2 separate regions of the Homo sapiens genome follow, and region 1 is linked to region 2. A link is a loop called in an ENCODE intact Hi-C map of the cell type or tissue named here. Cell type or tissue: Caco-2. All regions are shown on one strand.

Region 1 (8,000 bases), 580 kb before region 2:
TTGAGGGAAAATTAATATAGAAACAAAATAGCAAATATAACATTGAATAGAAAAAATTAGCTAATTACAGTCTTTCATCTCTGCTTACTAGAGAAGCAAAGCCCAATTTTAAAGAAATGGAAATTGTTAGTGAATGCCAAGTGGATTTTTCCATGTGTTAAAGCTCTTTGGCGTAGAACCTATATGTATTTATCCAGATGTTAAATGTGGGAATTATGATGTTTAATGGTAACTGGAAGTGCATTTGAAGTACAGAATAGTAATAAAATATAGGTAACTATTTTTGCAAAAAACAATTCTATTTCATTCCTAAAGGAATCTAGGATCATACTCTGTTATAAATGTTAAAAAAATGGAGGTACAAACAAACACAAAATTGCATTACTTCTAAAGTTCACACTTTAGTTCACAAAATAGATTGAAATTTTCTAAAAAAGGTTGGATGTGAAATATTCAATAGTCTCTAAAAGATACATTTTAATATTATATGTTTAGGAATAACATTTTCTGAGTGTGCTCTGGTAATTCTTTCCATAGGAGGCTATAGGAGTGAGGCAGTACTGTACGGTGGGTAAGAACACGCACTCTGGGTCACCCAGATCTGGGTTGTAACCCAGTCCTACCATGTATAAACTGTGTGAACTTGAGAAGATCACTAACCTCTCAGAGCCTCAGTGTCCTTATCTGTAAAAAATGATGAGTACCCACCCCAAAGAACTCCTGTGAGTATTAAAGTCAATCAATTCAAATGATTATGATTATTATAATCAACAAGAAATTCTGTTCACAGTGTACTAGGTTGATTATGATTATTATGACCATCAAAAATGACCAAGTGTATAACAGAATAATTACACTCTTCTTGTTTCATGAAAGATATTACCACCAATGGTGCCCCAAGGTTTGGCTGATACCACTGAGAGATCTGTTGTCACATAAGAGGTGCCCCCCAACCCCAAATCATTCAGTTTTCAGTGAGCTTCAAGATCATTTTACCTCCATGCCTTGTGACTCTGAAAGTCCTTTTATCTCATTAGTTTCCTTAGTCTTCAGGAGCATAGTGAGTATGTGAAGAATCTAACATAAGATTGAGAAAAGTAGGCAGGTGCTAGGTTCGTATAGATTCTTGAAGATCATGCTAAGGAATTTTGTTTGTGTGCAATGATAAATGCATGAAAATATCACCATGGTTGCTGGGAGAAGGAAAAAAAGTGGCACTAATATTTGGTAAACACATATGGTACAATGATAATCAGCCGTGTAAATTCAGATTGAAATCTAAAACGGGGGAGAATCTCATAAGAATTTATATAAAAAGTAAATATGTTCTAAAGATATATAAAATACAAATTATCTAATTCATTTTTCAATATTTAACTTTTGCTCCAAAAATGTTTGAGAAATGGTTCTCAAAATGACTAAGCTAATAAAAAAATTAATATTTGGTTAACTTCCACTTTGTAACTCATGTTCTAGAAACTACATTTTATTTCTGTTACTTATTCCTCTCTTTGCTTTAACCATTATTAGTTTTCTTAAAAAGTCAGTTAAAATTATGTCAAGAACACATTAATCCTTGATATTCTACTAATCTTTACATCATTCTGAAACCTATTATTCAGACTAAATGAGCAAGTTCTCATGGAGTACTAATAAGAATAAGGTCAATGTTTTCATCTCCATAGTACATTAAGTAGCTTTGCTCAAAGCAAAACTCATGGTCTCAGACTCACCATTAATTCATCTAAGTTCATTTAAAAATTTTGCATTAGTCAAGGGTTGGGTTCCAGAACTTGATTATAATTGCTAGAAGTCAATCACAGAGGGGTAATTAAAAATGAATTGCTCCTTACTTAACTGAGAAAGCAGAAACTCAAAAAGGAACATTGGCTCCCACTGAAGAGAATGAGATTGAATGTCAATGACCCCGCTTCCAAGCCCAGTACTGTCATTATCTAATTTCCGAGAATGACTGGTTAAAACATTTTAGCTTAAAAAATAAAGTAAATAGTAATAATAATAAAGAGAAGAAGTAAAAATGTATTCCCCTCAATTTATTAAATAAGTGAAGTACATGGAATATAAGTCTAACTTTTGCAGAGAGGAAGGTCATTAGGATCTTTAGCATTTCCAAGAAACTTATCTTCTAGTTCTTACAAATATCCTTAGTGGGGTCTATAGTGGATTTACTTATTTTGCATAATATGATTCCCAAGTTCAAAAGGAGAAAACTTGCTGAGAAGAAGGTCTCTGGTGGTTAAGCAAGCAATTCCTTAGTATTCAGCAATAACAAATGCAACGAAGAAAAAATAGAATACCAATTATATCCAATGCAAAAGATTGGAAAGACAGACCCTATTTGGTCAATAACATCTTATAATGATAGAAATTCAGGGAAAGTCCACAAGCAGAAAAGTATGACAAAGCAAATGAGAAATAAAGTAATGAAAACTATAAGAGAAAATAACATTATCACAAGGCAGCAAGGGTCATTATTTAGTCCAATGCTCCACATTCACAACTGAATCTCTAGCTTTTTCTATGCAGCACAGTAAAATGATTTGAGAAAAAGGCACAACATTCTATATTTGGGGGGAATAGTTCTACCAAGAAAGGTTTACATTTTAAAAAGGAGGGGAAACAAAGTTTTATAGAACATTAACTTGCCCGACGTCACTTATTTCTCGGGGTTGTTGCATAATTGAGTTTTTAACTTTTCCTTTCAATGACATAACATGAAGTGTTGCATTTATTATTGTTTAAATTATATTGTTATGTAAATATTTGGTCTCTTCTTGTTTAAAAAAATTATTTCTTACAGAGGTATTATGTAAAAGTACAATAGCTTGTATTTAGTAAGTCTTCAATAATTACATATTGATTGATTATATTGTACATTGATTACTGATAAAATTATGTTTATTCCTACTTTCTTAGTTAAACTTTAACTCATTCATTCACATTCTAATTAAACTGGATATTGAATTTTTAAATTAGGAATTATAAACCTAAAACACATTGCTAACATTTATCAAAAATGAATAGTTAAAACATGAATAGATCCATACTAATGCTGTAACATTACACATAAAAAACTCTCACTTCTAAGTATTTTCACTAATTTAATTATTAGGATTTACTGATAGATTTCCAACTTAAGTAAATTAATATTGAAATATATTGTCAGTGTTAAATTTTAGAAGTGTATTGAAATATCATTCAAAAAAAGTCCTTTCCTTCCTTCCTGTGTCTTCCTTCTTTTCCATTCTTGCTGTCAGCCCCATATTTCAGTCTCTTTTTACTCTCTTTAGTATTATGTAGTGGCCTAAAATTATGAAGTCACCTTCATGCCTACATCTTTTACCAACTTCAGCTATTGAATATTGCTGAAAAATTAATTCTTCTAAAGCATGTGTATGTTGTTGTGTCACTAGCCTGTTAGTATCTCCATTGGCTTTCCTGATGAATGAGGTCCACGCTTCTCATCTTAGCCTTCAAAGTTCCCCACAAGGGGGCCACAATCTAACATTAGTGCTGGCTGTGTACCAAACACACTGAACAATTAACTACTCTATAAATTACTCATGACATGTGAATACTTGACTCCATTCTCTCTATCTGAATGCCTTGCCTTCTGTATTTCTGTATGCCAAAATATTATTCGGCCTCAAAGATGAGCTAGTTATTTTCCGGTGAATACCAATGGATTTTATTTGAGTCTGTCATATTGTTTTATCATCCTATCATAGTTTTGTGATTATGTTCAATGTCTCAATTTATTTGGAAAACTACCCAGTAGGGGTTGTTTTGTTTTCCTTGCAATCTCCTCTCTGCTCAGCATTGTACTTTTTTCACAGTAGATTCATTAAATATTAGTTAAATAGTTGAACTGAAATGTAAATGTGCCTTACTTTCCAAGTTGCCTTACTCAGAACTGAATATTAAATGTTTTGAAGTTGATGTAATTTGTATCCCTATGTTACTAAACCAAAATAGAAATTGTCCCATTTTGCATTTGTTCCCATTGTTTTCCATGGAATTGTCAAATGCTAAAATCTGATTTCAATTAGAAGAAATAGATAATGCATATAATTAGTGGTCTTGGAAGGATAAAAGAAAAATAAGCCACATTCCTATCTCATTAGAAATAAGAAAATTTGCTTTCTGAGGTGCTGGCTAACCATGAACCAAATCTCTGGGAGAATTTTTACCAATGAGTAAAGTCTCTCATTCAGTGGTTGTATTTATTGCCTAAAAAAGTGATTCTTAATTTTTTGGAGGTTATTTTTGTTTCATGATACTCATTCATCCTAAATATCCTTTCTTTAGAGTATTTGTGATTTCAAAAAAGATTAAATGAATTAAGATCTACTTTGTTCTGAAATCTTTAAGGGATAGTGGGGCTTGAGATTTCTATGATGCTGTTGAAAATAATTTTGGACATTCCGGGTTATTGCACAAGCAGATTGAGAAGCTCTGGCTTATGTCATTCAATGGTGCCACTTTCTTAACAAGAACACATATTGTGCATTTTATAAACATCTAGCCAGAATTAAATACGTAATCAGATTTTCAGCACTTTGAATCAAAATTTAATGATATGGTGAATCTAAGAAAATTTTTGGTTTGACTTGCGTAATTCATTAAGTCTCTCTATATAACCTTTTTACATTTATTAATAGCCACTAAAACATTTGACATTTCTTATTTGTTAAGTTTAAGTAATTCAAACAATACATTTTCCATCCAATGATAATTCCTTTTGTCTAAATATCATTTTATTAGAACCAGAATTTTTCCTGCATGTTGCTGCTTTACTCAGTGAACATTTGCATAATGTCAAACATTTGTTGTCCATGTTTTTTTTTTCACACCCTTTAAATTCTTTCAGCCCTTTTCTCTCTTACTCATCAGTTGGCTTAGATGAGAAGAATTACTTTTACCTGTTTGAATATGTCAATTCCATATATTTACAGAATACCTCTCTTCTTCATATTCCCATCAACTTTCTGAGACAAATATACCCAGAATGTTAATGTGGTTTTAAAAGAAACATACATAAACAAGTTATTGTTAAATTAATTATCCAAGAATAAAAATGGCTTTTAACACGTGTTCCATTATCCATCCACACAATGAAGACAAGCTGTTCTCTACTACTTTACAGAATTTGGCAGAGGAAGACTTTGAACTGTGAACTGAAGAAGAGAGAGAAAAGAACTCTATATAGATAGTTTACATATGTGTCCATGAGATTTTTCCTAGTGTGCACTAAAGTCTGTAGAAAATAACTTACAATGTCCTTGGTATTTCATGTGCTGTTTTATTGTCAATGTGGTAAAATTTCCATTGGCATAATTAATTTTACATTAAATCTCACCTTCCACTTTTGTGAAATTTTTTAAACAGTTGAGAGAAAACACTGCGTAAACAGAATTTTTTGGCAGCCTTGTACGACCTATGTGCTCTGAGAATCAGAGTTGGTGTGGTGGCCACCTCTCACTTACTTTTCCCCCATGTAAATTCTGCATTTTGGCAAACAAAAAAATGCTGAATGCCAAAGTTATGATAGAAAGTTCATGATGGTAATTTGTGAAATTTAAAATATAAAACAATTGTGGAAAATAGTCACCATACCTTATGTGAAAAATATCCTTGATATGAGCATATTCAATGTTGTTTAACAATATTTTAAAATGAGTTAAAACAGCAAAATGTGGATTTAATTCTCAAGAAAGGCCTTTCCAGATTAAAACACATAAGTAGACACAAACACATAGATGACACAATTTGATATGAAGTTAAATCTACCCACTGGAGCATACATCTCTTCACAGCTCTGCAAGACTGCTGGTTTGGTCTCCCGTTTTTAAGAACGGGAAAATCACTTCTCATAATTATACAACAAAGAGAGATCTTTTTCTTTTTTTAAATTTTTTTTAAATTATACCTTAAGTTCTAGGGTACATGTGCACAATGTGAGGGTTTCTTACATATGTATACATGTGCCATGTTGCTGTGCTGCACCCATTAACTCGTCGTTTACATTAGATATATCTCCTAATGCTATCCCTCCCCCTTCCCCACCCCATGACAGGCCCCGGTGTGTGATGTTCCCCTTCCCGTGTCCAAGTGTTCTCATTCTTCAATTCCCACCTGTGAGTGAGAGCATGCAGTGTTTGATTTTTTGTCCTTGTGATAGTTTGCTCAGAATGATGGTTTCCAGCTTCATCCATGTCCCTACAAAAGACATGAACTCATCATTTCTTACAGCTGCATAGTATTCCATGGTGTATATGTGCCACATTTTCTTAATCCAGTCTGTCATTGATGGACATTTGGGTTGGTTCCAAGTCTTTGCTATTGTGAATAGTGCTGCAATAAACATACATGTGCATGTGCCTTTATAGCAGCATGATTTATAATCCTCTGGGTATATACCCAGTAATGGGATGGCTGGGTCAAATGGTATTTCTAGTTCTAGATCCTTGAGGAATCGCCACACTGACTTCCACAATAGTTGAACTAGTTTACAGTCCCACCAACAGTGTAAAACTGTTCCTACTTCTCCACATCCTCTCCAGCACCTGTTTCCTGACTTTTTAATGATCACCGTTCTAACTGGTGTGAGATGGTATCTCATTGTGGTTTTGATTTGCATTTCTCTGATGGCCAGTGATAATGAGCATTTTTTCATGTGTCTGTTGGCTGCATAAATGTCTTCTTTTGGGAAGTGTCTGTTCATATCCTTCGCCCACTTTTTGATGGGGTTGTTTGTTTTTTTCTTGTAAATTTGTTTGAGTTCTTTGTAGATTCTGGATATTAACCCTTTGTCTGATAAGTGGATTGCAAAAATTTTCTCCCATTCTGTAGGTTGCCTGTTCACTCTGATGGTAGTTTCTTTCTTTCTTTCTTTCTTTTTTTTTTTTTTTTTACAAGGTCTAGGGCCCTTTATTTTATTTTAGTTCTGGATTACATGTGCAGGTTTGTTACATAGGTAAACATGTGCCATGGTGGTTTGCTGCACTTATCAACCCATCACCTAGGTATTAAGCCCAGCATGCATTAGCTATTTATCCTGATATTCTGCCTTCCCCAGCCCCTCCCCAGAAAGGCACCAGTGTCTGTTGTTCCCCTTCCTGTGTCCATGTATGTTCAGCTCCCCCTAATACATGAAAACATGTGATGTTTGGTTTTCTGTTCCTGTGTTAGTTTGTTGATGGTAGTTTCTTTTGCTGTGCAGAAGCTCTTTAGTTTAATTAGATCCCATTTGTCAATTTTGGCTTTTGTTTGCATTGCTTTTGGTGTTGTAGACATGAAGTCCTTGCCCACGCCTATGTCCTGAATGGTATTGCCTAGGTTTTCTTCTAGGGTTTTTATGGTTTTAGGTCTAACATTTAAGTCTTTAATCCATCTTGAATTAATTTTAGTACAAGGTGTAAGGAAGAGATCCAGTTTCAGCTTTCTACATATGGCTAGCCAGTTTTCGCAGCACCATTTATTAAATAAACCATTGCTTGTTTTTATCATGTTTGTCAAAGATCAGATGGTTGTAGATGTGTGGTGTTATTTCTGAGGTCTCTGTTTTGTTCCATTGGTCTGCGTTCAAAATAAGTTTCCTGACACTTTAAATAGAGGATCATATTATTTATAAGTAGTATTCATTTCCCCACCCTCACTTATAAATAGTCCCTTACTTAAAAGCAATTTCCTAGACTTGCTAATTATTCAGATGCATTTGATATGCTGCACAATATCCACCAAAATGCTACAATCTAGCCTAAATCCTAGTTAAAAAAAAAATGAAAGGAGGAAAACAAAGATAAAGGAAAACATGGGAGATGTGTCGGAAAATCAGACTGACAAAACAATTCATGTTCTCACCCATGCTGAATTTAACTCATTTCTCAGTTCTTGATATTAACTTAGACAGTGACCAGGCAACACTCTCACTGCTAATGGCATCACATTTATACAGAAGTACATAATTACTATACTTT
Region 2 (8,000 bases):
ACATACACAGAAACAGGAGAAAAACTACATATGACTTACACAGACAATGTATGACATGCTTGAATTTTCTGCTTGGTCTTAAATTCTCTCGTGTTAAAAAAAACAGTCATTTTATTTTAGGACAAAAATTTACCATAGTCCATAATTTGAATCAACCTTTAGATAAATTCTGAATTAGACAAAATTATTCTTTTTTCATAAGGACAGAAATTCTCTGGCACATTTTATATACAGAATTATATGTTAACTACAGTTCTTATTCTTAGTAACCTTAAATTTTAGTGAAAATCACTAGGAAGTAAGAAATCCTGAACTATCAGATATTAGTATTTTATATTTGAGAACATTCTACAGTTTTTAAAAATACTTTTGTCTATATCAAAACCTTTTTTAAATGAAAATGACCAGACATCCAAAATAATTTGGATGACTCATCATCAAAATAATTAAGATTTTAAATTACACAAAAAGTTCACCTACAAGCATTTATCCTATTTACATGTACTCAATTCTTTAATTTTTTAAAGTTTATCTGGATTACTTCTGAAAACTGAGACATTAGACAAAGCTAGTGGTTAGCTCCTCGTTAACCATTTCATAACCTGAGAATATCAGGTGTTCATCTAAGTAAGAACCTTAAATCCATGGGTATTTTTGCTAATAACTCAGAAGATTCAACTGTCTTTATTAAACTAACAACATTAAATTTGTCCAAAAAGTCACACAAAGGTTACTTGTGTTTTGGCTGGGTTTATAGTTTTATAACCTTCTGTGCCAAACCCTGACACCTCAAAATATATAGAAGAGACAAATATAAAACGTAGACAAAAATGTATGCTGACAACTCCAAAGACATTTCTATTTCTATCTTAATAATTTTAAAGCCAGCTTGTTTATTAAAGAATTACTTAAATCATGTGAACTTGAAAATTGCTTGGACTTATTTACTTAATTTACGACCACTATTTATAAGCCAATTTAGTAGACACAACATATAACATAATAAATGTACATACACATAAACACATTGAAATGTGTATACACACACATAAACAAAGATCCAATAGCTTTTATCTCAGAACTCCAGCCATGAGATAGCAATAAAAACTCATTGTTTTATGAACATGTTTACATGGCTAAACTTTGCCCCAAGAGGTAATCCAATGAAGGATATGAACCAGAATGTTGGACGAAACAGTTTCCATGGCAGTTTGAGTTTTAAAGGCCAAACCTTCCCAGACTTCAAAAAACTCTCGGGTCAAACAGCATCACAGAAGAACCTCATGTACTTACAGACCTGAACCTGCTTAGAATAGCAGCATAAAAGCCTGGATACACAGAACTCCATCCCACTTTCCTGTTCAATAGCAATGAGGCTTATGGAGATGCCAAACCGCTCCAGACACCAAAGAATATTGGGAAGTATACTGACACACACACATAAACAAACAATCACCAAAGCACAATCCACCTGCTGCAGCAACAAGCAAGTCCCAAGAATATCTAAACTGAAACAGTCAGGATGCTTCCTCTCTCCATCGGTTGGGCTTGTTCATCCTGCAAATGGAAATTCTTTTGGAATTCCCCAAATTGAGAAGAGCACATCCCCCTGTCTGGTACCCACAAAAGACACTAACCTATCCAGACGCAGATGTCAAATATCAAAGGCTACTCTTCCTAGGCAATCAGGAATGTAGTTGGGGCTGGCATTAGTGGGACCAAAGAAAGAGAGACCAAGACTCACCTCCAGCCAAAAATGGGCAGGTAGCTGCTTAGGAGGGCTTCTGAAACCCTTTTGGCCTGTAGCAGCCAAGCCACAAGCAATGTATGCCTGGTCAAGGAACCAAAATGTGTTACTGAAACACCAGAGGTTCAGACTAGGTCCCGCTACTCATCACACAAAAAGCCAATTTTCTAAGAGGAGTATTGCCTGGAAAAAGGCTTTATGCATGTGCTGCAAAAGGAATTAGGGAGGGGTAAGAAAGAGGAGTTGGTCAACAGGTAGCAGGAGGTCAGTTAGTCAATCACGACAGGTGAGAGGCTATGATTCAGTTCCCCTATATTATTTGAGAGGCCTGATTATTGGTCTTACAATTTTAGATGTATAAGATAAGACAAATGTAGCTCCTCAAGTTTTAAGACTGAGAGGGTTAATTTCCAACATCAGTTCTATGGAACAATTGGGCCAGTTTCACCTTGGTATAAGTCAAGCAAGATATATGTGGATGCAGCAGCTTTCCAGCAGGCAGCTGGACATAAAGATCTGGAGTTCATGGAAGTGGTCTAGGCTGAAGATATGGATTTAGGAGTCTTCAGAACATAAATAGTAGCAGAAGGCCTGAAGGTGGGCTAAAATAGGATCATGTGGGGGAGAAAATATAGCAAGAAGGTCACAAGACCAGGAGCAGAGCTCTGAAGACCACTGATATTTAAGATTCTACCTAAGGGATATGAGAAATAGCAGTAGGAGGAAAAGGAGGATAACTTATTAGATAAGTATCTCAGGAAAAAAAGGGAGAATTTTCAGGAAGGAAGGACTGATCAAACAGTATTAATTGCCATAGAAGTGGGTCAAGTCAAAATCATAAAAATATTTATTGGATTTGGCAATATGGAGGTTACTGGTGAACCCACTGGTTGTTCAAATAGAGAAGGGGCAAGAACCAGATTGTAGAGGTTAAATAGGGAAGACTTGAGAAAATAAGATAGTTAATGTAGCCCAATTTATGCAAGCACTCCCATGAATAGAAGGAGAGAATAGTGACAGATCTAAGACAGTCAAAATGACATTAATACATTGACCTAAGTCATTATATTACATTACATTACTCCATACTAGTAAGTGTTAGTTGACTGAGTGTGGATGTATGAATAAATATTAATTATAAAGAAGTAATTGACTTTAATAGAAAGGTAACAAGTTCTCCAACACTCTTTTCCAACTTAAGTTCATCAGCATAGTACATTAATATAATGATGATTAGTTTAAAAAATCCTGGATTAGTTATTTCATTTATGCTCATTTCTTGCCAAATGCTAGCAAATGCTTGCAATGGATACATCTAAAATCATGAGCAACTATAGGCCGCTTGAGGCAAAGTAAAGAAAATTGGATTGGGGTCCACCTCAGGTTTCCAACCACTCACATGTATGATGTTGACCAAGTCTCTTCATCTCTCCAGCTCTTAGTTTGCTTTCTGTTTAATGGAGTATGAGCTAAACAAGGATAGAAAATAGACAGCAAGTCATTTCAGTAATTGTAAAACCTAACTGGAACTCCAGGATAAGATCCTTTTGCAAGGAAAAATTACTATCAATGTTCATACCAATTTTTGCTTTGGTGACATTTGGAGCTATGTATACATTTCATAAGATATACTCCATATCAAGCCATCAAAATCGTCACATATATATGACATGCTAAAAGCCCAAATCAAAAAAGCATTTTTAAAATATAAATCAGAAACACAATGGAATTAATTTATTTGCTTTTACTATTTTTAACATTACATATAATTTAAAATATATATGACTATGTACAGATATATTAGACAAGTTTAGAAAACAGAAACCAAATTGTTTCCAACAGAGAGGATTTAATGGAAGAAACTGGTTTCACAGGTGTCAGAAGGTTGAATAAGTAAAGTCACATAAAGGTAACTCAGGAAGTAGCTACAATGCCTGAGGTTAGGGAAATAAATGGGAAAAGATGGGGATAACAGGAGGAGGAGCCACCAGACCTGGTGCTCTAAGGAAGAGGCTTGGGTTGGCTGCTGCTGGCTCTCTGAGGGAAATGTTCAGGCATTTCTGGAAGTGCCAACAGGAACTGGAGGCTGGAGCCACTTCCACAATGGAGGCCACCAACTAACGCTTAGGAGAACTGCCATTTTAGAGTTGAAGCCAGCAAGAATAAAACAAATTTTAAAACAGGAAGGAAGTCTTGTCTCCTCTTCCAATCCCCATTCCTCAATAACTTCAAGTCTCACTCCAATACTTTCAAAAAGCTGCCAAGGGAATCAGAGGTATGAAATCTGCAAAGTCACAGCCCTAGCATTACAAACTAGTGTCAAAAAAGGAGGACACGTTGCTGAGAGACAGCAGGCAAATTACTTGCACAACTTTGCTTTTTAAGAAAAGTAAAGGTTAATTGCATTGTAGTTAATAGCACAAAAATTAACATTGAAGAAAGTATCTTGCAAAACATGAGAATTATGGGGACGCTTACATGAACAAATAAGCACATATAAGCAGAAAAGAGAAAGTTGTCCCATGATTAGGAACAGAAAGCAGAAAGAGGGAGGTAAGAAAAAAATATGGACTTCATGGAAAAGATTTATGTTAAAAAAGGAAAAATGACACTAATGTTAAAATACAATAATCATAATATTAAAAGTTCTATATAATTAAATTAGGTTTCAGGTATGAGAAATTGACCATTATATTGGTGCCACAAGTCATCATGAAATGTCTAAAATCTATGATTACTGGGCTTCTAGGCTCATGGCATTTGCTTTGTCAACAAGTGCCCCAGAGTTAAGATAGACCAATAGTGACATCTGCTGCCATGGACTTATTTTTAAAAGGGCCAGTCTTGACATTTGCAAGTTAAGATTCCTGCCAAACCACTGGCCTTCTGCTGTGATGAGTCAGCATTTCTGGAACTCCTGTTTGTCATCTGTGCTATTAGAAGATTTTCTAAGGTGAACACAGAACATGGGAAAATGAGAGAATGTTTGAAAATGTAACTAAAACAAACAAAAACAGTAGGGACAGAGGGAGTAAGTGACGAGACAGAAACTTCACATTGTCTTTTCACATCCTGTTTTTCCTTTGGCTAAGTAAGTCCCAATTAATCTTGCAGTTGTTAGCAAGCATAAGCATGTTTTCAGTGAAAAGAAGGATTAATTTAACTGTTGCCAGCTTCAGTAGATTCCAACCCAAAATTTACAGCATAATATTTAGACCAGAAAAAAAAAATAAAAGTCCAACAACCAAAGGAGGGTATGTGGGAAATTTTTAGAGCAACCCTTGCTTAGGAAACCACTTCCTAGCTAAGTGTTTACCTTGATTATACCTCTTTCAACATCTGCTGACCCTCTGCTTCTTCCTTTTTCCTTTCTGAAAGGCAAGAGAACATAAGGTTTGAATCAAAAATATATTTTTGATATTTAAAAAAACATATTATCACCAGTGTAAAGTGGTCAGTGTGGCTCATTTATATGAACCCACAAATATTACCTCAAGAAAATCATGAGTTAATTTATTTGCTCTAGAAAAAAAATGGCAAATTATATGAATCTCTACCCCAGTTATGAAAGAAGATGAACAAAAGAGACAGATGTTTCAGCTGATGGAGAACTGAATTAAGAGTTCTGGCTAGTACACGTTCTAGTTATGAAATAAGATGAACAAAACAGACAGATGTTTCAGCTGATGGAGAACTGAAGTAAGAGTTATGACTTCTAGTACAAGGTTCTGACCATGCCTCAATGTGTCATCTTGAGGAAATTACATAACTTCTCTGAGCCTTAGTTTTCTCTTCTGTAAAATGAAAGGATGAGGCTATATGAGGGATGAAAAAATGGGATGCAACTCATTTCCCTTCTTGGGTTAACTGGCAATAGTTGCCTATGAGTTAATTGCTGTAACTCATAAGCTGCACCCAGACTCCATGGAAAAGAGTGCTGACTAATTGGCAGGGTCTGCTGTGGACAACATAAATGTGAGCAGCTGCATGCACATCACACAGATATCAATTCACAAACAAGACAATTTATTACTTTTTCTTTAGCTGTAGATTCTGTTACCAGCCATCATTTTTAGTGCCTACTGTATTTTAGCTGTGCAAGATGCTCTAAGAACATTATTTCTAATCTTCACAACATTTTAAAGACAAGAAAACCAAGCCTCAGAAAAATTAAATAATTTTTTCAAAGCTGTATAACATAGCTGGACCCAATTACTAACATAATCTCCCAACATTCTCCATTATAAATAAAAACTTCTCATATTTTGGATCACATCCCCTAGCCCTCTCAAAACACAAAAGCTATATTATAACATAATTGTGTCTTGTCAGATGATTCCTTAATACATCTGTATACCTACCTAAAGAAAGGATAAAGGTTCAGACATGAAATTTGGCTGGCCTACATAAACATAAAGGGCAGGGGAGGAGTCTCAGGGCAAACATGGCTAAGAAAATGGTTTTTTCCAACAAACAAACTGAATGTATGCTGAAAATTAAAAGTGACAAAGGAAGGAACAATAACTAAAAGTCATGTTTAACTTTAAAGCAAATAGAATTCTACACAAATAAAATTAGAGGGATACCAAATCCAAGTTGAAAAGAACCATAAAAACAGGATACTGTGTATTGACTCAATCTGGAAAGCATAGCTGACTTAATTGGTATAGCAATCTGGGGTGTAGCAGACACACATGGATGTTCAATAAACACTATTTGATGGTGATGGTTTATAAGTAATTCAGACAATGGATTCCTGTTGAAAAATATTTTTTGAAGCTTCTTTAATTAGATACAATATCTTGTAAATGTTTTAGGTTATGTTGTTTATGTTTATGTTTAGGTTTAGGTTTAGCTTATGTTGTTTAGGTCCAGGTAAAGTAGAAAACAAACACGTTAACTTTTTATTGGAACAAACTAACTCTTCTCATCAGATAATAGAATCCTCAGAAGTTTTTAAAAGTAGCATCACAAAATTGGTCTATATTGACTAGTTACAAAATTACATACTGATGCTTTCAAAGTAAACACTTAGAAATTTACAATTGCCTTTGGAAAATTACTCAGCAATATGCATTAGTAAAAAAGCTTTAAGAAAACCAGATGCAAGAATTAAACCATGGCAGAAAAAAATGAGTGTTAGTGGTTAGATTGGATCTCATATCAAAGCACCTTGTGTTCCTGTAATTAACAGACTAATTTATTCATATTATAAATATTTATTCTTCACTTATCATGTACTCAGTACTCCAGCAGTCACCAAGAATATATTTATAAAATAAAACAGTCCTAACTTTGAGGAGTAGACATCTAATTAGAAACAGGCATATAAATAAATTAAAATACAAAGTGACAAGTAAATCAACTGGATTATATTTGACGTACATATGTATTACATGAAAGGGAAGTAATTAATTTTCTCTCATGTGATCAGGAAACGATCAGAAAGACACAGAAGTACTGGAACAAAATGAAGGTCAATCTGTTTCTTAAGACACTATTAATTGACATGTTGTTTACATAATACTAAAATAGTCAAAAATTTAAAACTTTAAGACATAGACTTTTAGACAGGCCCCACTCATATATAAGAAAGCTCTAAAAAGAATACAGTCAATAACCACACGAAAAATAAAATGTATATAATTACATAAAGCAAAGTGTTGCACTATTTTTCATCCCTACTATTCCAAGCCAATATCATTCCAAGGTGTGAAGGCCCGTCATGATAACATGCACTAAGAAAGTCAACACAGGAAAGTCCTGCAGAGTGTTATTCCACATGGCTTTGTGACTAATTATGTTTGTGGAATGAACTGAGCTGTGGTCATGGGTCACTTTCAGCCGGGCCAAGAGAATGTTTCCAGAGTGTAATTGTTCTGGGCATCAAGGCACTTTACAGCATGTTCCCAATGCCTTTTGATACTTTGTGGCCAGGAGACTGCTGAGAAAATATTATTCACCAGAATTAGACCAGACTAGTCAACCTCCTGGTTATTACATCTCCATGTCAACACAAGCCATGTCTGCAACCAAATTTACCAGATGTTTCTAATTTCTCTACCTTCTGAACTACAAGTTGAATTTTTTTTCTGACTTTGAAATATTTTAAACAAAGGACTTTCTGTGATGTCTCAGAAAAACTCACAAAATTAAAACCCTGGCTAATATCAGAATAAGAGTCCTGGCTCTCCTGCACTGCCACAGGATGGGATTTCTTGCTTCTCACTGCCTATGACATTTTCTCAATAGG

The links. A loop is a pair of places that touch in the nucleus more often than their neighbours do. Peaks named below come from ENCODE experiments on the same cell type or tissue, not always from the same donor. Only the 100,000 strongest peaks of a DNase experiment are listed, where the experiment ranks them.
Region 1: a loop joins it to region 2, with 20 times the contacts of the local background. A loop is called at or near these places in 3 of 110 quality-filtered maps.

Annotation. Positions count from the first base shown.
Region 1 is chr2:188,762,200-188,770,199 of GRCh38, forward strand. All of the region lies in intron 1 of DIRC1 (disrupted in renal carcinoma 1), which reads right to left. Among named protein-coding and RNA genes, the nearest start is that of DIRC1, 24 kb to the right of the region's middle. In Caco-2, a CTCF peak has its summit at 3,564; a DNase peak (open chromatin) is centred at 3,492.
Region 2 is chr2:189,343,079-189,351,078 of GRCh38, forward strand. It overlaps a transcript of COL5A2 not described here. Among named protein-coding and RNA genes, the nearest start is that of WDR75, 94 kb to the right of the region's middle. In Caco-2, no CTCF peak of the experiment used is centred here; a DNase peak (open chromatin) is centred at 4,603.